Regions from separate parts of the Homo sapiens genome. Here regions 2 and 3 are each linked to region 1. Evidence: read pairs that join two places in POLR2A ChIA-PET (ENCODE). Cell type or tissue: PC-9. All regions are shown on one strand. Links, peaks and the distances in the headings refer to the core of each region. The heading gives the core; the rest is flanking DNA.

Region 1 (8,403 bases), core at 1,418-6,417:
CCACTGAAGAGGAAAGTGATAGAATTAGAACAAGCACCTGGTCTTGAGAATCACTTGTGTACACCACAACCTATGCTATCAGTGACCCAACCATTAGTTACTTGACAGGGCTATGTTGCCTTAAGAACTTGTGAGCAGGTGTGTGGGGCAGAAAAGAAGAAAGTGAAAATAATCACCTCAAGAACTTTTCTGCCATAACTTGAGAAGTGTACTACTTATTTTTTAGCCCTAGAGCTCCTTCCAGAAGGGGATCTCATCAGGTTGATTAAAAAAGACATATCACCAAAGTTATTAGTCATTTAAGTGGGCGGGGGGACAAGATGATATTGTGGAAATTTTAAGCATACCCTTCTATAGATTGACATTTATGTGCAATATATATGACCCCTGGTTTCCCAAGCACCATAGAGAAAGAACAATTTTCTAGCTAATATAGTTGAGATAAACATGAGCTGAGAAAAACAGTTCTAGAACTATTTCCAATGATTTAAGAAGTAACATGATATTCCCAAAACAAAATTAATTTTTAAAATAGATATATTTCAATTAGACATTAGAAGAAAAGAGAGTGATACAAAAGCTGCCATAAAAAACAATTTTTAAAAATTATTAATTTAGATATAATTATTTACTACCTCCTCAGAAGCATTGAAAATTAACTGGACTATGGAAACACATAAGAAAAGTCAATGCGCAATGACTAAGTGTACTATTTCTACATAGTTCACTGAAGGACTGGCTTTGCAAAAGCCACTAAATTTTACCTACATGAGTGACAAAGTTCTATTTCCAATAATCAAAAAATATCTGGCAGCAGTAAATTTTACTTGGTAACTTATAATAATCAAATTTAGGAGTATATTTTCTAATATTTTAAGAAGCACACCTTGCCTTATACATGGAAATACGAATTACTATCGTTAAAGTAATAACCACAGATAGTATGTGTAGCTATCATGTGGTTGTATTTGAGAACAGAGTTTCTTATCCCAAGCTTTAACCTCGGATATAATCCCTTCTCAAATGCCCTGTTAGGGTTTCTTTCTGAGCCTCTTGCACATTCTTTGGATTTATTTAATGATGGATTCCTTTGAGAATGGCTTGTATTTTTAAAAATAGCCAAAAGCCATTTGAAAACAAGGATAATGGACAAGGAAGGACAATAAATACTGTTTGAGGGAAACAGAAGTAAATAACTGGGATTGATTTTCTTTTGTAGCCAGTGAGTGCATTCTGAGGCCATTCTGAAGTTAGAGCTCCAAAAATATTTTGAGCCGCAAAAGTGTTATTTGAATAGCATTGTGATGACTTGGAAGACTAATACATATTTAAAGATTATTTTGTTGAAAAATTGATTCATTGCTCTTAATCCAGTGTCAACACATCCACAAGGGTGCACAGATGGGTTTCAGGGCAATCTCCTGCAACTGCATGTCAAATGTGGTAGGTACGTGCCTTTGGGTTTATTTGTTATCAGAGGAGAAAACTGTTCTCATCAGAGTTTCAAAAATGTTCATAATTCACAAAAAAGAAGCAAGTTAGGATGTCCTGCAGATATGTGTGCTCAGGCCACCTACTTACTTGCAGTGTAACCTTGAGCAAATTACTTAAACTCCCTAAACAGGAGTCTCTTCCTCCATAAAACGGTGATAATCATATCTATCCGGAAGATTGGCATGAGAATTAAAGTGAATGCAGTGCCTGGCACATGGTAACAACTCAATAAATGGTAACCTTGTTGATACACAATTGTATAGCCTTAACATGACTTAATTTCTCAAATATCCTGTTCATTGCCAAATAGCCTTGACTCTCCTTGTGTCATTTCATCCTTCTCTCAAGGCTCAGAGAAAAATGGTATCATTTTCCACACTGACTCCCCCAATCTCTCCATCTTGTTCCTTCATGTTTCTTGGATCTTACTTTCTCATTGCTTCCTTCAACATCTTTCATCTCTCTTCCTCTGCTGTGTTCTTCTCTCCATACTAGTTCCCCACTTTTTGCAAAATATTTTCTTGCCATAATTCTATCTATAATTGTATACCTCCTTTTCCTTTTACCATCTCTTTTTGAATATGTGGTGGGCTCCAATGTGTCCAGTTCTTAATTCTTAAATGGCTAAATATGGTTTCTGCATGTGAATGAAAATGAAAGGTCAGCAGTTACATTCCCAGGAGCTGACTTCTCTCGCAAACTGCTGGTCAGAAACAAGGCTGGTGAACGGTTCTGATGAGGCTTCATTTGGGCATTGTCCTGTGTATGGAGACAAAGATCTACTGCAGACCTTGTTGCTAATGTATTCTCAATTCCTCAATTTTATTCGTGCTATCAGAACAAGCTCCATCCTAACTAGACTATGTGATGCTCTTTATCAACTAACCAGCATAACATGCACACTCAACATGAACAGATATCCAGAAAGAATGACTTCAAACACTTTCAAATGTCTTCACATAGCTTTTCTCAATTCTCAGCCTGTGGTATTGCTTATAGCATTGAGTGTGGCAGCCTTACCTCAAGCTCCATAATTTTTTTTTTTTTGAGTTGGAATTTCACTCTTGTCGCCCAGGCTGGAGTGCAGTGGCATGATCTCAGTTCACTGCAACCTCCACCTACCGAGTTCAAGGGATTCTCCTGCCTCAGTCTCCCAATTAGCTGGGATGACAGGTGGTGCCACCACCGGCTATATTTTGTATTTTGAGTAAGACAAGGTTTCACCATTTTGGCCAGGCTGGTCTCAAACTCCTGACCTCAGGTGATCCACCCACCTGGCCTTCCAAAGTGCTGGGATTACAGGTGTGAGCCACCGTGCCCAGCGCTCTATATTATTATCGCTTGCATCTTAACACATCTACTCAAATACAATATCACTAAAACTGAAAATAATCAATAGCTAAATTTTCATCCGCCTGAAACTGGTTCTCCTACTCCACCTTCTTGAGTCTCCAGTTTGTGCCAGTGTTATCACTCAAGTTCCCTACTATGAAAAAACCGACCCTGGTGATGAGTTGACACCATGAAACAGAGACTCCAACAAGGAGTAACCTGCAGCACCTCTCTTCCCACTCCTAAGGGATCAGCTATCCCAAAGCATTTGGTCCTCTCCTTTCAGTTTAATCTGAAATTAGCCTAGTCCATTCCTAGGGCATAGATATGAGGTCTCCTATTTTAGGAACTAGGTCTTGCTCTGAAGGTCCAAATTTCTTGAGGTCAAAAGTAATTAAATTTGGAAAACTTTCCATTATGGTGAGCGAAAATCTCCAATACAATTAATTCAGAGTTTTAATAGGGCTTTTTATGATTTTAATAATGCTATCCATATTTGTAAGCAAATTAGAGCTTCAAAAGACCATTTCATCTCTTTCTATATTATATATGTGCACATACACACAAACACACACACACATAAACATGTGCAGTTATTTATTAGTCAAAGATTTATTGAGCAACTTTCATACTCAAGTTAGGTTGTTAGGCAAATGGGATACGAAGATGACTAAAATATCATCTCTGTCCTGGAAAAGGTCATTACTAGAGGAGACAAATATATAAACAAATAACATCGTAACAATAGCAGTTGTACTAGCTAACTCTTGCTGTGTGCTTCCTGTTTGCTAGACACTTTGTCAAGTGCTTTACATGGATATTTTATTTAATAGTGTGCAATAATACTACAGGTAGGTACTATTATAGATAAACAGAGGTTTTAAAGATGTTGGGTGCCTTGTCCAAGCCTATGAATGGGCAAAAGCTTCAAACCTAAGTCTGTCTAACCTGTAAAGCAAACTTTGAACTAGCACATTTTCTTGCATCCAAAATTCTGGAGGAGCAAAGAAACAGGAAGAATGCCATGGGGTATGCAGCAAGGAAGGTGGTTCTTACTCCACAGCTAGTCTTGGACTTACTAGAGAAAAGGGACACTGATTGAGTCCCTAGAACCTAAAGCCTAGGGAATAAAAGGAGGCAAGGAGCAGGGGTCCTTCCAAAGTCAGAGCTGCATTGCTGGGAACTGCTTTATCAATTGGCCCAGGCAGCCCAACCCTCGGTACAAGAGGCATAGGAGGACTCCCTTGCCTCTCTTTGTACCTCTCAGTTAGGTTTACCAATAGCTCAGACATTGTTGATCTGTGTTGTCATTCCCATTTATCACTACAGTGTGAGTCATTGTTTTCCCATACTGCTTCTTTGAAGAAGCAATAGATGTGATCCACACCCATTTTACACTGGTCAGCAGCACTGGAATTGAGGAACAACCAAGGACAGTTACACAACAAAATTTTTGGTAACACAGGCCTAATATCTGCCTCATAAAACTTTTCTATTTTTTTTTTTTTTTTTTGAGACAGGGTCTCACTCTGTTACCCAGGCTGGAGTGCAGTGGTGCAATCTTAGCTCACAGTAACCTCTGCCTCTGGGGTTCTATTTATCCTCCCACCTCAGCTTCCCAAGTAGCTAGGTCTACAGGTATGCACCACCATGCCCAGCTAATTTTTGTATATATTTTTGGTAGAGGTAGGATGTCACCATGTTGCCCAGGCTGGTCTTGAACTCCTGGGATCAAGCAATCTGCCCACCTTGGCCTCTCAAAGTGTTGAGATTACAAGCATGAGCTACCGTGCCCAGCCTATAAAACTTCTCTTAGAAAAAAAAAAGTTATCAGGTATCTTGAGCTCTTTCAAAAAGGCAAAACAAATTCTTAGTAACATTTATGTACTTCTCATACTTTTTGCTATGGGAAAAGATACTTTTTGCTACGGGAAGACTTTTTAATTGACACATAACAATTGTACATATTTATGGGGTACAAGTGATGTTGTGATATATGTATACAATGTATAATTATAAAATCAGGATAATTGGCATGCCCATCTCCTCAGACACTTATCTCTTTGTCTTCAGAACATTCAAAATTCTTTTATCTATTTTGAAATGTATAATAAATTATTGTTAACTATGTGTTATAGAACACTATTGTGTTCTATAGACACTAGAACTTATTCTTTCTATCTAAGTATAATTTTGTACTTTTTAATCAACCTCTCCCTATTCCTCCTCCCCTTTACCTTTCCCAGCCTCTGTAATCACTATTCTACTCTCGACTATGAGATCAACTTTTTTAGCTCCCAAATCTCAGATAACATGTGGTATTTGTCTTTCTGTGCCTGGCTTATTTCACTTAACATAATGTCCTCCAGGTTCATCCATGTTGCTGCAAATGACAGGATTTTATTCTTTTTTATGGCTGAATAATACTCCTTTCTGTGTATTTACCACATTTTCTTTATCCATTCATTCACTGATGGACACTTAGATTCCATATCTTTGCTACTGTGAATAGTGCTGCAATAAATATGAGAATGTGGATATCACTTCAACACACTGATTTCCTTTCATTGGGATATATACTCAGTACTGGGATTGCTAGATCATATGGTAACCCTATTTTTAGTTTTTAAGGATCCTCCATACTGTATTTTATAATGACTGCACTAATTTTCACTCCCACTAACAGTATATGAATTCCTCTTTCTCCGCATCTTTGCCAGTATGTCTTTTATTTATCTTATTGATTATAGCTATTTTAACTGAGGTGAGATGATATCTCACTGTGGCTTTGATTTGCATTTCCATGATGATTCGTGATGTTGAACATTTTTTCTTATACCTGTTGGCCATTTGTAGGTCTTCTCTTGAGAAATGTCTATTCAAATCATTTGCCCATTTTTAAATTGGATTGTTTGGGTTTTTTTTTTTTTTTTGCTATTGAGTTCCTTATATATTCTGGATATTAATCAACACAGGGAATATTAATCCCCTATCTGTGAATAGTTTGCAGCTATTTTCTCCCATCCTGTAAGTTGTCTCTTCATTCTGTTGTTTCCTTTGCTGTGCAGAAGCTGTATAGTTTGACAGTCTCACTTATCTATTTTTGCTTTTGTTACCTGTGCTTTTGAGGTCTCATCAAAAACATTTTTACCCAGACCAATGTCCTGAAGCATTTTTTCTATGTTTTCTTGTAGTAGTTTCATAGTTTAGGTCTTATGTTTAAGTCTATAATCCATTTTGAGTTGATTTTTATATATGGTAAGTGATAGGGGTCTAGTTTCATTCTTCTGCATATAGATATCCAATTTCCCATGACCATTTATTGAAAAAGACTGTCTTTTCCCAAATGTATGCTCTTGGCACCTTTGTTAAAAATCAGCTAGTCATAAATATGTGGATTTACTACCATAAGACTTCCTATCAAAGGTGCTCAAAGTTCTTCATCCACTTAGTCTTCAAAAAATGTTTTCTGAGGCCCTAATATGCACCTAGGCAGTGATCCAAGTACTGGGGTAGAGCTATAAACAGAAAAGACAAAATATCTGCCCTCAGAAAACTTGTTTACTTGCAAATGTAGCTGGATGAAAACTTAAAACTTAGCTTGATAAGGAACTAGTCCTGACAACAAATTACATAGAATGATAAAAAGGACAAGATGCAATTTCACTTATAAAAAGAGCTTCAAAATGAGTTGGCAAGTGGATGAGATTCTTTTTAAGCTATGATTTTATTGTTTTTTAAAAAACATGTCTTTTTAATTTTTTTTAAATCAAGCTATGTAGAAAATTACAAAGAAAGAAAGCAATAAATCGCCCATATCCTCCTTTCTGGATTCGCTCATGCTATCTTTGATGAATACAATTCCAGACATCTCTGGGCAGCTTTAGACACAGGTAGATATGATGGTATATGAGAAGGATCACACTATATGTGATTTTAGTAGAATTATTAAATAAAACTATACTTGAATTTAAAAAGAAACAGAAATTGGAGTAAAACTGGCTTGGATTATTGAACTGTAAATAAATATTTTTAACGAACAGTAATACTAAAAATTCATCAAAGGGAGGGCTGGAAATCCACATGCAGAAGAATAAAATTGGAACTTTATCTCACACCATATAAGAAAATAAACTCGAAATGGACTAAAGACAAAAATGTAAGATCTGAAACCCTAAAACTACTAAAAGAAAACATAGAGGAAAAGCTACTTGAAAGCGGTCTGGGCAATAATTTTTTTGGATATGACAATGAAAGCATAGGCAACAAAAATAGACAAGTGAGATTGCATCAAAAGACAAACCTTCTTCAGAGCAAAGAATACAAACAGAGTGTAAAGATAACTTCTGGAATGGGAGAAAATATTTGCAAGCCATATATCTGATAAGCAGTTCAAATCCAAAATATTTAAGAACCCAGACAACTCATCAGAAAATAACTTAAAAATCAAATAACCTGATTCTAAAATGAGCAAAGAACCTGAAAAGACATTTCTCAAAGGAAGATATATAAATGGCCAAGAGGTATATGAAAGGGTGCTCAACATCACTAATCATGAGGGAAATACAAATCAAGGCTGTGGTGAGCTATCGCCTCACACCTGTTAGAATGATTATCATCAAAACACAAAAGATAAGTATTGGCGAGGATGTGGAAAAAAGAGAACTCTTGTACACTGTTGGTAAAAATGTAAATTAGTACAGACATTATGGAAAATGCAATGCAGGTTCTTCAACAAATTAAAATAGAACTATGATTCTAAAAATGGTTCAACAAACCCACTTCTGGGTATATATCCAAAGTAAATGAAATCACTATCTCCAAGCGATATCTGCACTCCCATGCTCATTGCTGCATTACTCACAATAGCCAAGATATGGCAACAACCTAAATGCCCACTGACAGATAAATAAAACGGGTTACATATGTACAATGAAATATTATTCCTTCACATAAATGAAGGAAATCCTGTCATTTGCAATAACATGGAACCTGGAGGACATTATACTAAGTGAAATAAGTCAGACAGAGAAAGACGAATACTGCATGATCTTACATGTGAAATCTAAAAAAGCCAAATTTATAAAAGCAGAGAGTAGAATGTCTGCCAGGGACTGGGGGAGAAGAAAATAGGGAGATGTTGGTCAAAGGGTACAAAGGTTCAGGTATGCAGGGTGAATAAGTTCCAGTGATGGAATGTACAATATGGTGACTATTGTTAACAATACCTCATTACATACTTGAAATTTGCTAAAAGATACATCTCAAGGATTCTTACCACAGCAAAGAAAGAAAAAGAGAAAGAGAAGAAAAATAAAATTGTAACTATGTGAGGTGATGGCTATGTTCATTAGGTTGGTGGTAATTATTTCACAATGTAAACATGTATCAAAACATCAAATTGTTCACCTTAAATATACAAAATTTTTATTTGTCAATTATACCTCAACAAAGCTGTCGGGGAGGATGGGGAGGAAAGCTGGAAAATGCACCATGAGAACAGCAGGAGGATGGGGCTGGCTGAGGAAGCCAAAGTGAGAAGGCAGTCCCTTCTTAAGGTGGCAGCTCATTCTCAGG
Region 2 (8,403 bases), core at 1,197-6,196, 520 kb before region 1:
CCAGAAAACTACTGCTGTAAGTCCAAGAGTCCAAAGGCTGAAGAACCTAAAGTCTGATGTTCAAGGGCAGGAAGCATCCAGCATGGGAGAAAGATGAAAGCCAGAAAACTCAGCAAACCAGCTTATCCCACCTTCTTCCACCTGCTTTCTTCTAGCCAAGTTGGCAGCTGATTGGATGGTGGCCACCCACACTGAGAGTGGGACTTCCTCTCCCAATCCCCCAACTCAAATGTTAATCTCTTCTGGCAACACCCTCACAAACTCACCCAGAAACAATACTTTAACAGCTATCCAGGCATCCTTCAATCCAATCAAGTTGACACCTAATATTAACCATCGCAGTGTCTTTTGAAGAACAGAAATTATAGTATCATTTTAGCATAGTCCAATTAATCATTCTCTTTTATTTAACCCTTTTAGAATGTGTGAAAGGAAAATAAATCCTGGGGCCCCCAAATCACTAAGCTAAAGGGAAAAGTCAAGCTGGGAACTGCTTAGGGTAAACCTGCCTCCCTTTCTATTCAAAGTCACCCCTCTGCTCACTGAGATAAACGCATATCTGATTGCCTCATTTGGAGAGGCTCATCAGAAACTCAAAAGAATGCAGTATGTCTCTTATCTACCTATGACGTGGAAGGCCCCTCCCCATTTTGAGTTGTCCCACCGTTGCCTCGAGTTGTCCCACCTTTCCGAACTGAACCAATGGACATCTTACACATACTGATTGAGGTCTCATGTCTCCCTAAAATGTATAAAACCAAGCTGTGCCCCTACCACCTTGGGCACATGTTGTCGGGACCTCCTGAGGCGGTGTCATAGGAGCAAGTTCTCAACCTTGGCAAAATAAACTTTCTAAATTAACTGGGACCTGTCTTAGATATTCAGGGTTCACATTTTGGCAACCATGAAGGGATTCTGAATGGAGATGCCCCTGATCTTTGACAAATCTGCTACCAGTGCTTGGTACCAGCATGAGCTAACTTTATGGCTCAAACCAATAGGATAATTTGCTCAGGTCTAGGAACACCCCCTTCAGAGAATCCCTGACCTCCAAAAATTTGGTCAAGATCTAAAGTTTATTTTGCTGTACAACTCTCCTTTTCTGGAGTTTTACTTGCTTCCAACAAGGAAGGCAAGATTTCCTGCTTCCATGATGATGGAAGGCAGGTAACTCCTTTATGGAGTGTGAACTCACTCCTGTCAGGGAAGACAAGTTCGAGATGTTTGAGGTTTTTTTTTTTTTTTTTTTTTTTTCCCTGCTTCTAGGATGGTAAAAAGCTGTCTTCAGCCTGAGACCCATTCCTAGTTAAGTAGATGAATTGGGGTTTTGTCTTTGCTAAAGTTTAACAACTGGTTGTCTTAATTTCTCCTTACCGTTATAGCACTCAGTGATCATATTGTTGAGTTATTTGGTGTTGATGGTGGTTCCATCTTTATTCCATCAGATTTGACAAACTCTACCTGACTTGGTCAAATCCAAATGAGAATTCCAAATTGTGGGTAACAAAACCTCTCTAATTTGGCTAAAATTCCTCACATCTGCAAAAGAGGGAAAAAACCGAAAACCAAAAAACCATGTGCTTGTTTTCCGTGTTTGCTTCCTATCTTAATAAACAAACAAAAAAACAAATGTTCTTTTATTTACTTTTCTTCCACCCTATACCTCCTTCCTATTTTGCCATCTGCAGTGCCAAAAACATCTAGAGAAGACTTCTAATGACTTGAACCCCTTTCAAGAAATCAGAGCAAAGGTGCCACTCACCTGTTTTGGGGTATTTTGTTTTCTTTGTGTAGTTTCAAGAGTCATGGGCAGAATCTTCTTAGGTCTAAAGCTCTGTTTTCCTGTATTGCATGACCTGATCTCTTTGGCTTGGGTACCAGAGATTACCTTGTATTGGGAGAGGATTTGACCTTGGCGTGTGTAATGGTAAAAGGGAGCTACAAAGTTAGGGATGGCTGAGCAGTTTACAGGGAGTGGTCTTGGCTGTTGTTATTTATTTTTTTTCTCCTTGGAAGTTGTTTAAGGATCTTAATTCTAGTTTGGAGATGCATCCTAAGGGGTCTTCTCTATTGCTTTTTCTCCCAACATTAATCTCAATTAGTCTTGTCTATGTGCATTTGCATGAGAAACTGAACTGTTGTTTTCATAGGTAAATGTGAGACTGCATTTTCACAGCTCTGAAGAAAAAGGGCATTTGCTCTTCTCAGCTGAAAGGTGCCCTTGGGTGACTGGGGGCCCTGTAGGAGTGTCTGGGAGGTTGATCCCCAGTGGCCCTGCAGGGAAATCCCCAACAAAATTCATTTTTAAAAAGGCTCATCCAGGAAAAGCATATAAGGGATGATCACCCAGTGTTTTGAGCCCTCTCATAGGTCATAGATTTCTGGAGAGAGAAACTGAGACACGTAAGAGGGTGGAAATGACTTGCCCACAAGCAGCACACATCAGTCCACCATATAAAAACCCTAGGTCACAGCTCAGTTCTTCCTTTTAAGAAAAAAAGTGGAAACAAATAATCTAAGTATTGAGGAGAAAACAAGGAGAATGACCCCCTTTAGAGCACTCCATAGGTTTTATGTCACGTCTACTTGCCAGAGTTTATGTAAAACGAAAGTAATATGGTCTTCGAACACATTTACATTAAAGAAAAAGATCCCTAAGGTCAGTCTCCAAACTATAGAGTTCCTAAGTTCTCTTTTTTCTCTATTTTCTTTTCTGTATGCTTTAAATCTGCTGTTATTTTTCTATTAAGATAAAAACCACTGTTTGGATCCAACAGGTTTTTTGTTTGCAAGCTAGTGAATTTGTATTTACCTCATGGCTAAAGTTCTGAAATAAAAGCTATAGGATCTTTGTGTGTGTGTGTGTGTGTGTGTGTGTGTGTGTGTGTGTGTGTGTGTGTGTGTTTAAAAGGCTTTTATAAAATTTCTATAATTTTATGTTTAATTGGTAATTAAATCCATTTTAACTTCCCCTTACCACAGCAGAATTTTTCTCTCCATACCTTATGATGTAAATTTTACAATTATTGGTAAAGTAATGTTAGAAATGTCTTAAGAATTGCCAGCATAGATTTTTGTTTGCATTTATTAATCAAGCAATTTCATACTTATCCCTGCCAAATACTATAAGGTGTCAAAATGTGACATAAGGATCACAAAACTATAAACCCAGCCCAAGGCAGAATGATGTTTGCTTATGTAAGTTTTAATCATCTTCGGGCCTAGTAGAAGATGCCAATAAAAATAAACTGCATTCCTGAGGCACAAGGCAAGAAATTAAAGCTATTCAACTCCTCAAGACTCAGGAACTATTGCAGAAGAGGTAGGTGTGTGAGGTTGTAGGGGCCGATTTTGAGAGATAAAGTAAGTTCAGTTTCTCTATAATTTAATTATTAATGTCAAGGGCACACTGATGCAAGACCAGCATATGGACCCCTTTGTCAGCTTAAGAAGGTTTTCTTGAAGCATTAACTGACATCTAATAAAGGTTATGAAGGTTATAAAAGGCTTCTGGAACTTATATTTTATGGTCAAAATTGGAATTTTATAAATTATAAAATTTTGAAAAACCAATTTAATTGGCTTCATGCTGTTTTTATTGGGGCTTATTGTTTGGAAAACTAAGTCTCTTCTCTCAAAGAATGAAGCTTTTCACCTTTTAAAAAAATCCTTGACTTTATCACTTTGGTCAAATGAATTACTTATTTTACAATGAAGTGTGATACCAAGTGTTTTAAGCCTTTGATATTTGATGAACTTTCCAAAATCAAATTATAAATTATATCTTTTTCTTACCTAATTAATCCTTTAAGATATTAGGTTCCCTGAAGTCCAGAACTGACATAATTTGGCTTATTTGGTATAAAAATTATATGGCAGGCCTTGTCAAATATGAACTGGTGTTTGGTTTTCTTTGGGCTGATTTGTATAAATATATTATTGATATGTGTTCCAAAATTATGGGAAAATTGTATAATTCTGATATGATGTATTGTACATTATCAGTAATAATTATAATTGTTATGTTAAATTATTGCATGCCACAGAGGTAACAAATTTCCTTATCAATTGTGTCTTTGACTCTGGCTGCTCTAAAACTTTTTGTCATCCATGACAATTATTGTCTTGTTTTGATCCACTTTAGAAGGTAGTTTTATAATCAGCATAAAACTCAAGAGCACCTGTTGGTGCTCTTGAACACAAGTTTCTGATAACTTTGGAGACTGTGACATCAGAATAGAAGAAAAACTTTCTGGGCTCATGGAGAACTGAAATGTTCATGAATATCAAGCAGAACAGGAATTAATTACATGGACTGAACTAATAAAGATTGAGTAATCTTTTTGACTTTTTGCTTAAAACATTGCTGATCCTTTGTTTCACTTTTTTTCAGAGTCAAGGAAACTTTTCTTTTGAGCTATTGACAGCTTTTAACAAATTTGTATACTCCTATGAGCAAAATTTAGAACATATTTGTTTCTTTCTACCTGATTTCTTGAGAATTTGGAAACTGGGATTATTCTTAACTTATGGCAAAACAGTTATTTGCATAAGTACAATAAGAATTTGTTCTCATTTATAACAGGACACAATTGGAGAAACTGATTATTTTACTAAGGCTTTGACTGGGATGGTGTGCTTTTCTTTAAGGAATCAATTGACTTATACAGCAAATAAAAGCCCCTTGGGAAAACTGGCCTCATGCCTTGTCTACACAGTCCTTACACATCATTCCTGACCTGTGGTAAGAAAAGATTGTCACTTTCTAACAGGCCCAGGAGACCCAAGTTTATCTTGGAACCTCACATGGAGAGGAATTCCCCAACTCATAGGTATTTGACGGTACAAATCCATGGCTGGGCTCGGCTTTAAAAAAGTCTTACCTGAGATTCCTTCTATGGAATAAAGTTCCATCAAAGCCAATTTAAAAGCCAATGTAAAAAAATCATTATTCTTGCCACACTGTATACAAATAATCAGGCCAAGTATAAGAAAGCAAATCAGTCCAACCATGATTTGTCTTTAATAAAAATGGGAAACTGGAGAGAGAAAAAATATGTTTCAAAAACCATAGTACACCTGTTGTTAGATTCTAGTCTTGCCTAACGTTTTTCAATTTTTTTTATTTTCTACAGATTGGAGCAAACTCTAATTTTTCTTGGCTACAAGTCTTCAAAATAATGTTTTCAATTTTTTTCCTTCTTTTTCTCCTGATATTTCCTAATTTGGAGTCACTGAAAACTAAGCTGTGCTTTCATAAAGCCCTGCAACTGAAGCTAGACAACTTAAACTTCAGAAGAAAGTAACAGCAAACTATTTACTTACATAAGCCCCTTTCATACCTGCCTACTGATGTATGGACTTCAGAGTAATGTGGCCTATCTCAATTTTCCAGAATCGTTCTTTTGTTTCTTGTTGTTTTTCTCCTTTTCTCCTCCTATTTTCTCTTCATAGGACATGAGACTTCACAACCTGCTAAAAATGGACTTTCCTAATAACTCAGGACCTACCTGTCTAGGAATAAACCATTCTAGCCATGAGAGATCAGATGAAACCTGAGACCATAGACTCATTTTCTCCTAAAATGCTTTCTCCCAAAGATTTTTTTAAAAAAGGTATCGAGTGGGGAATGTGAAAGGAAAATAAATCTTGGGGCCCCCAAATCACTAAGCTAAAGAGAAAAGTCAAGCTGGGAACTGCTTAGGTAAAACCTGTCTCCCATTCTATCAAAGTCACCCGCCTGCTCACTGAGATAAATGCATATCTGATTGCTTTATTTGGACAGGCTAATCAGAAACTCAAAAGAATGCAACCATTGTGACTTGGAAGCCTCCTCCCCACTTCGAGTTGTCCCACCTTCACCTCAAGTGGTGCCCCCTTTCTGGACTGAACTAATGGACATCCTACAAATTGATTGAGGTCTCATGTCTCCCTAAAATGTATAAAACCAAGCTGTGCCCCTATCATCTCAGGCACATGTCATCAGAACCTCCTGAGGTTGTGTCACAGGCATGTCTCCTCAACCTTGGCAAAATAAAATTCATAAATTAACTGAGACCTGTCTTAGATATTCAGGGTTCACAAATGCTATTTATGAAATGCATTTATCCTTCAGAATTCATGGGTGATGGGTTCTAGGACCTCCTGAAGATACCGAAAATTGCAAATGCTCAAGTCCCCGATATAAAATTGCATAGTGTTTGCATATATCTTATGCATATCCTGCCATATACTTTAAATCATCTGTAGATTACTTATAATACTGAATACAATATAAATGCTATGTAAATAGTTGTTATACTGTATTGTTTAGGGAATAATGACAAGAAAAATAGTCTGTTCATATTCAGACCAGAAACAATTTTTTTAAAAAAACTTTTTAGTATGCAGTTGGTTGAATCCATGAATAAAGAATCTAGAGATACAGAGTGCTAACTCCTTTCCTACCTCAAGTTCATAAAGATATTCTCCTATGTTTCCCTAGAAAAGCTTTAGTGTTTTATATTTCACATTTAGATCTATAATCCATCTGGAATTGACTGGTTTGTATGTTGTGAGGCAGGGATCAAAATTTATTTTTTACATAGATATTTGGATGATCCGGCATGCCTATTGAAAAGTCCATCTTTTCTGTAAAAGACTTTTTTCCCAGCTGCACCATAGTATCACTTTGTCATAAAATGATTGAACCTGTTATATATAGCTATATGCGATATATAAATATATATCAATATATGAAATATATGATATAGATACATATATCTATACATATCATATATATCATATATAATATATGCTATATGTATCTATATCATATATAATATATGCTATATGTATCTATATCATATATATCATATATGATATGTGCTATATGTATCTATATCATATAGATCGATATGATATATAGATATATATCTATATCATATAGATCTATATGATATATAGATATACATATATATCTATATATCATATATGACATATATACATACATAAATGAATTTGTTTCTGGATTTTCAACTCTGCCCCTCTGTTCTCTTTGCCGGTCCTTCCTCCTGAACTAAACCATCTTAATTCCCATAGCTTTACAGTAAGTCTAGCATACTGATAGTACAATTTCTCCAGATTTATTTTCTTCTTCCAGTTTGTCCTGGCTATTATTGGCCCTTTTCATTTTTATATATATTTTAGAATCAATCTCTTAACTTGCAACAAAAGTGCTGAAATATATGTTGCATGATTTGATCAACTTGAAAAAAACTTATATTTTTACAACATTGAGTTTAGCAATTAATGAACATGGTGTATTCCTACGCCTATTTACATCCTCTTTTATTTCTCTCAGTAATGCTTTCTAATGACATATTTTTTGCTAGATTTATTTCTAGCTAAATTGTTTTAGGTGTTTTTCAATTGGTTTCATTTAAAAGTTTTTATTTTTTGCTTTTCTTGGAACATAAAATGCAATTGATCCCAAACAGTGACCTTATATCTAGAGATCTTAACCTCAATTCAGTTAATTCTAATGGCTTGAGTGTGTATTAGTTGTCTTTTTGTCACTATTTTCATGTATGCTCCCAAGTTATCTGAAAATAGTTAAAATTTTATATCTTCCTTTTCAATCCTTTTGCTTTTTTGTGGTTTACTTATTTAAATTTTAATTTAAGTTCTGGGGTATGTGTGCAGAACATGCAAGTTTGTTACATAGGTATATATGTGCCATAGTGGCTTGCTGCACCTATCAACCCGTCGTCTAGGTTTTAAGTCCTGCATGCATTAGGTATTTGTCCTAATGCTCTCCCTCCCTTAGCCCCCAACCCCCGACAGGCCTGGTGTGTGATGTTCTCTTTGCTGTGTCCATGTGTTCTCATTGTTCAGTCTCACTCATGAGTGAGAACACGCAGTGTTTGGTTTTCTGTTCCTGTGTTAGTTTGCTGAGGATGATGGCTTCCAGCTTCATCCATGTCCCTGCAAAGGATATGAACTCATCCTTTTTTATGCCTGCATAGTATTCCATGATGTATATGTGCCACATTTTCTTTATGCAGTCTATCATTGATGGGCATTGGTTCTAAGTCTTTGCTATTGTAATTAGGGCTGCAATAAACATACATGTGCATGTGTCTTTATAGTAGAATGATTTATAATCCTTTAGGTATATACCCAGTAATGGGATTGCTGGGTCAAATGGTATTTCTGATTCTAGATCCTTGAGGAATTGCCATAATGTCTTCCACAATGGTTGAACTAATTTACACTCCCACCAACAGTGGAAAAGCATTCCTGTTTCTCCACAGCCTCACCAGCATCTGTTGTTTCCTGACGTTTTAATAATCGCCATTCTGACTGGCATGCGATGGTATCTCAATGTGGTTTTGATTTGCATTTCTCTAATGACCAGTGATG
Region 3 (8,403 bases), core at 1,729-6,728, 450 kb after region 1:
TCTGGAAAAACTTTTACCAGTCAGTCTGTCTAGAGATTCTGGCATGCTTTCTGGTGTGGTTCACAGGTAGAGTTACTGCTGGATTTCCCAGGGAGGCTGCCCCAGTGCCCAGGTCTATGGGGTTGTACCTGCGGTCTGCATCCACTGGGGTGGACATGTTGATTGAGTCCACGGGGGTGGCCCTGGAGCCTGTGTTCATGAGGGTGTTCCTACAGCCTGTGTCCATGGGATCCTGCCCCAATCCTGGGTCTATAGGGACTGACCTGTTACTGCTGTGTGCTTTGAGCTTCAATCTGCAGGGGATGGGCAGGCACTAAGATGGGGCTGGAAACTGGTCTGGCACTGGGGTGGCCCTGTGGCTGAGTCTGCAGGAGCAGGCCTAGGTCCTGGGTCCACTATGGCCAGTCTGTAGCCTGGGTCGGCAGGTTTGGTTCTGGAGTCTCAGTCCATGAGGTCTGGCCTAACATTGGGGTCTACTGGATTCTGAGTCTCTGGGTTATATCCTGGAGCCAAGGATCATGGGTGTTGGCTTGGTACTTGAAGCCATGAAAGCTAGCCTGGAGCTTGGGGTCTACCAGGATAGGCCTAGACCCAAGGTCTGCTGAAGCAGGCCCGAACTGTGGGTTCACTGGTGTATAGGACCACAGCAGATGGCCTGGGGGTGTATTTTTGTGCATGTATAGTTGTTCAGATTGATGTTTCTGCAGGAGTACAAGCACTGGAAAGTCTTATTCACCATTTTGCTGACATCCAGATCCTATAAACTTTCTTGAGGGGAAAAATTCCGTTTAATCCTATTCTTGCACGTCACATGTAGTAAGAACCTACTATGTTGAGGGCTCTGTGCTGATCTTTGGAAATAAAAAGTGAATGACTAACACTTCCAAATAAATTATGTAGATACTCTGCCCTAAAAGAAGAGGTCATATCTTTGCTCCGTAAGTGTGGGCTGCGCATAATGACTTCCTCTCAGAGAATACAGTATGTAAAGGGGAGGAAAAAGAGTAAATTTACAGTGGAGAAACCTGACAAACATTACCTCAGCCAGGCGATTAAGATCGTCATCAACAGGGACAAACCATGTTGCCTAGTATATACCCTTGATATAATGTAATGAAAATAGAACTTTATAATCTTCTTTTCCAAAATCCATCACTTTATTTTTACCATGAGAAAAATATCAGACAAATTACTACAGAGGGGCATCCTACAAAATATCTGACTGGGATTCCTCAAAACTGTCATGGTCATAAAAAACAAAGAAAGTCTGAGGAAGTGCCACAGCCAGAAGCCTAAAAAGACATGATCACTAAATATATTGTGGTCTCCTAGATGGGATCCTTAAACAGAAAGAGCACATTAGTAAAAGCTAACAAAAAGAAATCTGATAAACTACGGACCTCAGTTAATAATGTACCAATACCAGTTCACTAATTGTAGAAAATGTATCATACTAAAGAAAGATGAGAATAGCAGGAGAAATTGTGTGTGTGTGTGTGTGTGTGTATGTGTGTATGTGTGTATGCATGTATATTGTTCTCTATACAGTTGGCCATTGAATAACACAGGATTGAACTACATGGATACACTTACATGCACATTTTCTTTCACCTCAACCACCCTTGAGACACAAGACAAACGTTTCCTCTTCCTCTTCAGCTTATTCAGCGTGAAGATGAAGAGGATGAAGACATTTATGATGATTTACTTCTACTTAATGAATAATAAATATATTTTCCTTATGATTTTCATAATAAAATTTTCTTTTCTCTAGACTATTGTTTGAACACAGTATATAATACATATAGCATACAAAATGTGTGTTAATTGTTGATGTTTTGGGAAGGCTTCTGGTCAGCAGTAGGCTATTAGTAGTTTTTAAAGAGTCAAAAGTTATATGTGGATTTTCAACTTTGCAGGGGGTCTGCTCTCCTAACCCCTGTGTTGTTCAAGGCTCACTGTACTATCTTCTGAATTTCTCTGTAAATCTAAAACTGTTTTGAAAAATAGTCTATTAAAAAACTACAAAAAATGTGAATGAGTTATCTTTGTCCTCTTAGAGCTCAGTTGACAAGAGACTAAAACCAGGAAAAAATTATAATATAGTGTCATATATGCAATAATATAGGTTTGAACAGAGAACATGCCAACCCAACCAAAACTTTTAAGATAAATTATCTTTTCAACTAAATCGTAATTTAAAAATTTGAGTCTCTAGTAGCACGCAGCATGTATCTTACTCAAAGTCAGCATTCAAATGTCTAGCAGAATGATGAGGAAGACTGCTCCCATTTGTGAAATGACCTGGACATGGGATACTTAAATAATTAGACTTAAGTGAAGGTTAACTATGCCTGGTATCACCACCCTAAAAGGTGAAAATAAGTTTCAATTCAAATTTTGCCATATACATCTTTATTACACAAAATCTGTTTTAGATACCCAGTGAAATCCCAGGGGCATTTCCTTTTATGTGCTTCAGCCATACTTTACATGAAAGGTTTCTTGAGAGACAATAGAGGGAGAATTTTCCCCTTAAAGTCAATGGTAGGCAAACAGAATCATTAAAAAAAAAAAAAAAAAAAAATCAGCCTAGACACTAAAGTAAGGCCTCGTCTCTAAAAAAGTTAGTCCCAGATACTACTTGGGAGGCTAGAGGATCACTTGTGCCCCGGTCAAGGCTAGAGTGAGCCCTGATGGTACAGCTGCACTCCAGCCTGGGTGACAGAACAAGACCCTGTCTCAAAATACAAAACAAAACAAAACAAAACAAAAAACCCCCACAAAAACCAAAACCAAAACAAACAAACAAAAAAAACCCTCCAAAAACTTAAAGGCTGGACACTTGACCATTTCTTAACTCCATTTTGAAAGGTAAAGGGTGAAAGGTCACTAGATAGTTATATCTGGCATATATACAAATCAGAAATATCTCTACTTGAGTCAATATCATCAATTTCATCCATGAAATGAGAACCCATTACTACGATTCGTCATGCTAACGAACAGAATCCTCAGTGTGGATAGAAAGTTAAGCAGAAGCTCTAGCACCAACAGCCTTTGGAGTATCTTTATTATTTTTTATTTTTAAATTTTTATTTAAAGCTAGCTGACCACTCCTGCAGCGTGAATTCCTGATTAGAGCAAAGTGAGGGATAAATCTAGCCATCATACACTTTTATCCTCCTAAGAATGCTGAACTATTTTAAAAGTACAGCTACCATACCACTCCTTTTCTCGAGTTATCTTGCTGTTATGAAATTGGTAGTCTGGCTTTATTCCTGAGGTTTTTGTTTGTTTGTTTGAAATGGGGGTTTCACTTTGTTGCCCAGCGTGGTCTCGAATTCCTGGGCTCAAGCAATCCTCCAGCCTCGGCTTCCCAAAGTACTGGGGTTATAGGCTTGAGCTACCGGGCCTAGGCCCTAATCCTAAATTTTAATCTTAACTCTGCCACTGTGAGACCTTGGGCAAATCACACTACTCCCATGGATCCGAGTTCTCTCCTCTAAAAATGAGGGTACTGGGTTAGGTCTTTCTTGATCTTTCCATCCATATAATTAATCTATAAGCTTAGCTGTGTTTTAGCTGACGTAGAGGAAAACCATAAATATGAAAGCAGAGACACCAGCTTTAATTCGTTTGATGGTCAAATTACATACACCATAAATATTAGCCTCTTTGAGTGATCAACTGTTAGCTTTAGCCAAGTATGTTTAGGATTACACTTAAAAAAATATTTTATTGTTGTACACTTCATAAAGGAATCTACAGCTACTAGTGATGCTAGTATAGACTTCATTTATAGCAGAAAAAAAATCCCCAAGGTAAGAATACTAACCACTGAAGGAGATCACCTCGTTAATTCTCGGCCCTTCTAACTCTGCTTGCCTTCTTTCAGGGTTGGTTTCAGAGCGAATGGTCCTCTCTGTTCAGCCTTAAAACGCGGCATACCTAAGTCATGTTTCCAACAGCAGTCACCATATTCCCTCACGTTTCCCATTTGACAAACCCCAAATGTAGCATTTTTTTCTCTTAAAATTCCCTTGAATGATTCTTCAAGCTCCACGCATCTGTGGGGACGTTCCAGGTACCGCCCCACAATGCTACCTCCTCTTTAAAAGAAGTCGTTCAGCTGGGGCGGGCTGGCGCTGCGTGGCGCGCACCTGAGCGGCCGGGGCTCCCCGAGCCACGGGGGGCGCGAGAGGGCGAGGCAGCGGCCTGGCTTCTCCCCAGCACCGTTCTCTGTCACGGCCGCCGCCTGACCATCACCCCGCGCCTCGCGTGGGCATGTCTCGCTTCAGAAATCCCAAGTCGTCTTAGGTTCCCTGGTCCTTCCCCTGGGGGGGAAAAAAAACGCTGGTGCAGCCCAGAGCCCTTTTCCGCTCCACCCCGGGATGTCCTCGCTGCCCTCCCGCCTCCCGCGCGTCCTTCCCAGCGCGTCGGCCGCGCGCCCAGGTGTTCCCGCGTCCGTAATCCCCTCCGGCCCGCGCCTCCCGGCCCGCCCTGCGGGTCTCCAGCGCCTGGGCCCGCGCTCTCGCCGCGGGTCCTTCCTCCTATCCCCACCCAGCCCCGCCCAGCCTCCGCGGCGCTGGGGCTCCCGGCCGAGCCTCTCCTCCCACCTCCGTCCCCTACTTCCCTCCCCAAGAAGTGCTATTTTTAGCAAATTCTCCGCGCGCCGCCGCCCGCTCAGCTCGCAGCTCGCAGCCGCCCGCTGCCGCCCTCCCGAGCCCCCCCCGCGCGGCGGCGGCGGCGGCGGCGGCGGCGGCGCGTCCCGCACATCGCGCAGCGCGCACCGAGCCGGCCGCGCCGCGCCCGCCGCTCTCGCCGCTTTCGCCGCGGTCTCCTCCTCTAGCGCCCGCCGCGGCCGGTAAATCTCGGCTGGAGGAGCAGCGGCGGCCCCCGAGTCAACTTTCATTCCCTTTTTGCTTCTGCCTCACCATTCTCTTCTCCTCCTCGAAAGATGGCTGTTTGGAGAAGGGGGAGAAGTTAAGAGGTCGCCAGCGCGGAGCGAAGGAGGGCGCGATAGCCTCAGCAGGAGCGGGCGGAGGTGAGTGGCACCACGGCAGAGTCCCCGGCTGGTGCTTGAGGAAAGCCCTGGGAATTGGGGGCCACCGGTCCTCAGGATGCGCCGCGGTATTCCCTTCTCGGGTTCCGCAGGTTAACAGCATCTCAGTCCGGACTCTGATGCCACTTGCCTTGCATCTCGCAGCCCGGAGACCGGTGGGTTTAAGGGAACCTTCGTCAGAAGTTGGGTGCTAGGTCATCTTTGTGGCATGCAGACCCTGACATTTGGCTAGGCAAACTGAGGCGAGCGGTCGGTGGCGTGATTCTCTCCCGCCCCCAAACACACCCAGTTTATGTTGGAGCCGAGCTATGAATGAAAAGTTTGTACTGGCAACGTGTTGCTTGAGGGGAGCAACGCTTATTGGGGGGTACCTTTGATGTTTCGTGGAGGACTTCAGTTTTAAGTCAATACATCAGAATCCTGGGTTTTAAGAAAAGTTCAGGAGGCTGGGGGATGGGATGGGAGATAAAGCAGTTCCTTGACTAGTGGAAGGAGAGTGATGAATCGTAAGCTTATTAAGGTAAACTGGTTAATTAGATGCCATACGAGGGTGTCACAGTGGGGACTAGAGGGAACGGAGGACGGGGGCGTTCCCTGAGCGCCTAGCAGGCTGCGTTTGTTTGGCTTTGAAGCCGTTATCCCCTTGTCCGCAATGAGAGGTGCTGGTGTCAGGCCTGTGTGTCTGTGATGTGACAGAGCGGGACTGAGCTCTCTCCAGATCCGAGGCGCGGTTGTCAGGAGAGGTGGCCTGCAACGGAGAGCTGAGGATGCAGTTCCTGTGATGTGGACTTGGAGAATTCTCTAGTGAGTCTCCTGTGCTCCAATTTCAGGAAGATCTGTCAATTGTTTTTTCTTCCAGGGAGGTGTGTGTAATCTCCTAAAAGGAACTTTCAGCTTTAAGTAACTGTAGCATTTTGAAATCCTATAAGAAATGAGATATCTACATATATTCATTATTTCATGTATGTGGGGTGTGTATGTGTGTGTGTAAAATATGGGAAAGGGGTAAGAAAGGCTTAAAAAGTTTAACTTCTACCAGAAAAGAAAGCGAAGAGTTAATTTTTTTCTCCCCAAATGGTATAACAATGCATATACAACTAAATACTCTTGCTGTGCTGAGATTTCTCATAAGGAGTAAGATTTAGGAATTACAAGTATTCAGAGCACTGTCATGTTTTCAAATCTTGCAGGCACTGTCGAAATCTGGAAAAAGGGAGTACGTACATAGAAAACCCATATTAAAGGAAAAAAACATTGAAAATCTCCCAAAAGAAAACCTTATGACATTTGAAAAGGCCTGGATGTTTTCTGATGCCCCAGAAATCTTTCTAATCCTGTAATTAAAAACAGCACAGAATAAGTTGCATTTAAGAAATCAGCAATCATGTTTAAAAGATATCTTTTGACCTTCTTTTTCGTACTTTTGATTTTTATTATGGAAATTATTGTGACTGAAAATTTGTTGTTTAATATATTTGCCTTTTACCACAGATAATTAGTCTTCCTTATCCTTTTAAACCACTGTTCCAGTTTGGACCAATTTAATTCCCCAAACATCAAATTACTGATGTTCCTTCTGGAAACCATTTATGTTTAAAATGGCTAATAAGAATATTATATTTCCAAAACAACATAATTTAGTCAGTTGTAAAACTTGCTTGTAATTTATTCTCATCCATTTTGTTTGAATGGGGCACATTTGAAGAAGAGCAGCATTTTCTTAGAATATGCCATTTTCTGTGTGGGAAAAAGCTAGTGTTTTCATATATGTTTTAGCTATTAAACAGATGCATGTAAGGTGGCAATCCTGTCTGACCTTTGATAAACTGCCAGCCAGAGGGAGAGAGATGCTTTCTTAGCTGTGCTAGTGAATTGATAATCTTTACTACAAAATGGACACGGTTAGATGCACATAAGGTTGTGCAGAAGGAAGTTAAGGAGTTTTAAATTAAATACCAGTTTATGGGTAGGAGACAGATTTTTTTTTTTAACCTTGATCTTCCTGTTTCTTTCTTTCTGCAGTTCAGCCTGTTGGGCTGGCCTTTATTGGAGAGTCAGACCAGCACTCTGACTAGAGAGTGTTTAGCACATTAAAGTGCTGTCTTTTGTAGAAATAATGATGGCTCTTTTGCAATTAAAAGGTAATTTTATACATGCTTATAGATTTTTGTGATTGTTTGGTGACCAAATTAAGCATAACCGTTATTATGGTAGAAAGAGTTGTTTTATGAAGTTATTGCCACTATATATAAATAATTATATATTTAAGATATAGATGAATTCTATTTGAGGTTTAGGAGTTTTGAATCTTAAGGCCAGCTGACCAGATATAAACCTATTTAATTAACTAATTTGAATGACACCAGAATTCAGATTTTTATTAATATCTACATCTAGGTTTATGTAGCTTTCCTTTCTTTTTATTAGAATTACTTCTTTTTTGAATTTGTTTAAATATTACAACATATTACATTATAATTTGTACACACTCAGTGGGGAAGGTGCAGGTTATTCTTAAATAGAGATGTGGAGAAATAGCTAACAAGGAGAGTCATTTGAGAAACATATGGACATCATAAAATCCTTCTGTATGTAGCATCTGTACCTTCTCATTAGTGAAATATTGTAGTTATGGACATTTTTTGTTATTACATCCAAATGTGGCTTTTTATTTTTGCTTCATTGGTTTTTTTTTGTTTGTTTTAAAATACAATTTGTATTACTGTTTAAGTTGGTGGGGGCTCTTACTGCTTGAAGCCTTTTGCTTTCAATAGACATCATACTTAATTTTTATTGCATGCATCTGCAGATATATACAATTGTTTCCCAGTTTGTTATTATAATTCTTACACTTTTTGGTGATTCCTCAAAACATTTGAGAGATAAGTAGGGTGACATATTGTTCTCATTTTAGGAAGGAGGCGGCAGGTACACTGATATACCCAACGTTACACCATAGTGAATCAGTGTGAAGCTGAGCTTAACATCTATATTTCCTGTATTTTAATTATGAGAGCAAGCTGCTCCTGTGTCTTATGATAACTTCATAAATTTATGTATTTCTAGATTTTTAAAGTGGTCATCTTTATACATGTGCAGATCAGATTTTAAATCAGTCAATATAGTCATAAGGGGATGGATCATACTGTTGGCCTGTTGATGGGAGAGAACCATGACTCTAATAGCTACTGCTGAAATAAACAAAGAAGCACACACACCTCTGCAGAATATTTGTTCTTGCAATCAATCCATAGTCCACATATTTCTCTGCCCTGCTGGCCTCACCCTATCAACTACCTACTGCCCTTTTACTGATCAAAGCAGTTCTTAAAGTTTAT

The links. Peaks named below come from ENCODE experiments on the same cell type or tissue, not always from the same donor. Only the 100,000 strongest peaks of a DNase experiment are listed, where the experiment ranks them.
Region 2: POLR2A ChIA-PET joins it to region 1 with 10 read pairs; 1 of 35 experiments calls an interaction of 5 or more read pairs at or near these places.
Region 3: POLR2A ChIA-PET joins it to region 1 with 7 read pairs; 1 of 35 experiments calls an interaction of 5 or more read pairs at or near these places.

What each region holds. Positions count from the first base shown.
Region 1 is chr7:17,629,103-17,637,505 of GRCh38, forward strand. No RefSeq gene overlaps it. Among named protein-coding and RNA genes, the nearest start is that of LINC02889, 74 kb to the left of the region's middle. In PC-9, for the core only: no CTCF peak of the experiment used is centred there; a DNase peak (open chromatin) is centred at 4,179.
Region 2 is chr7:17,105,987-17,114,389 of GRCh38, forward strand. The region is part of intron 1 of LOC107986772 (a long non-coding RNA gene); the gene reads left to right. Among named protein-coding and RNA genes, the nearest start is that of AHR, 190 kb to the right of the region's middle. In PC-9, for the core only: no CTCF peak of the experiment used is centred there; a DNase peak (open chromatin) is centred at 3,225; H3K27ac peaks cover 502 bases.
Region 3 is chr7:18,082,167-18,090,569 of GRCh38, forward strand. It overlaps a transcript of HDAC9 not described here. Among named protein-coding and RNA genes, the nearest start is that of MIR1302-6, 41 kb to the right of the region's middle. RefSeq lists enhancers at 4,600-5,148, 5,149-5,696. In PC-9, for the core only: a CTCF peak has its summit at 4,076; no DNase peak of the experiment used is centred there; H3K4me3 peaks cover 1,480 bases; H3K27me3 peaks cover 951 bases.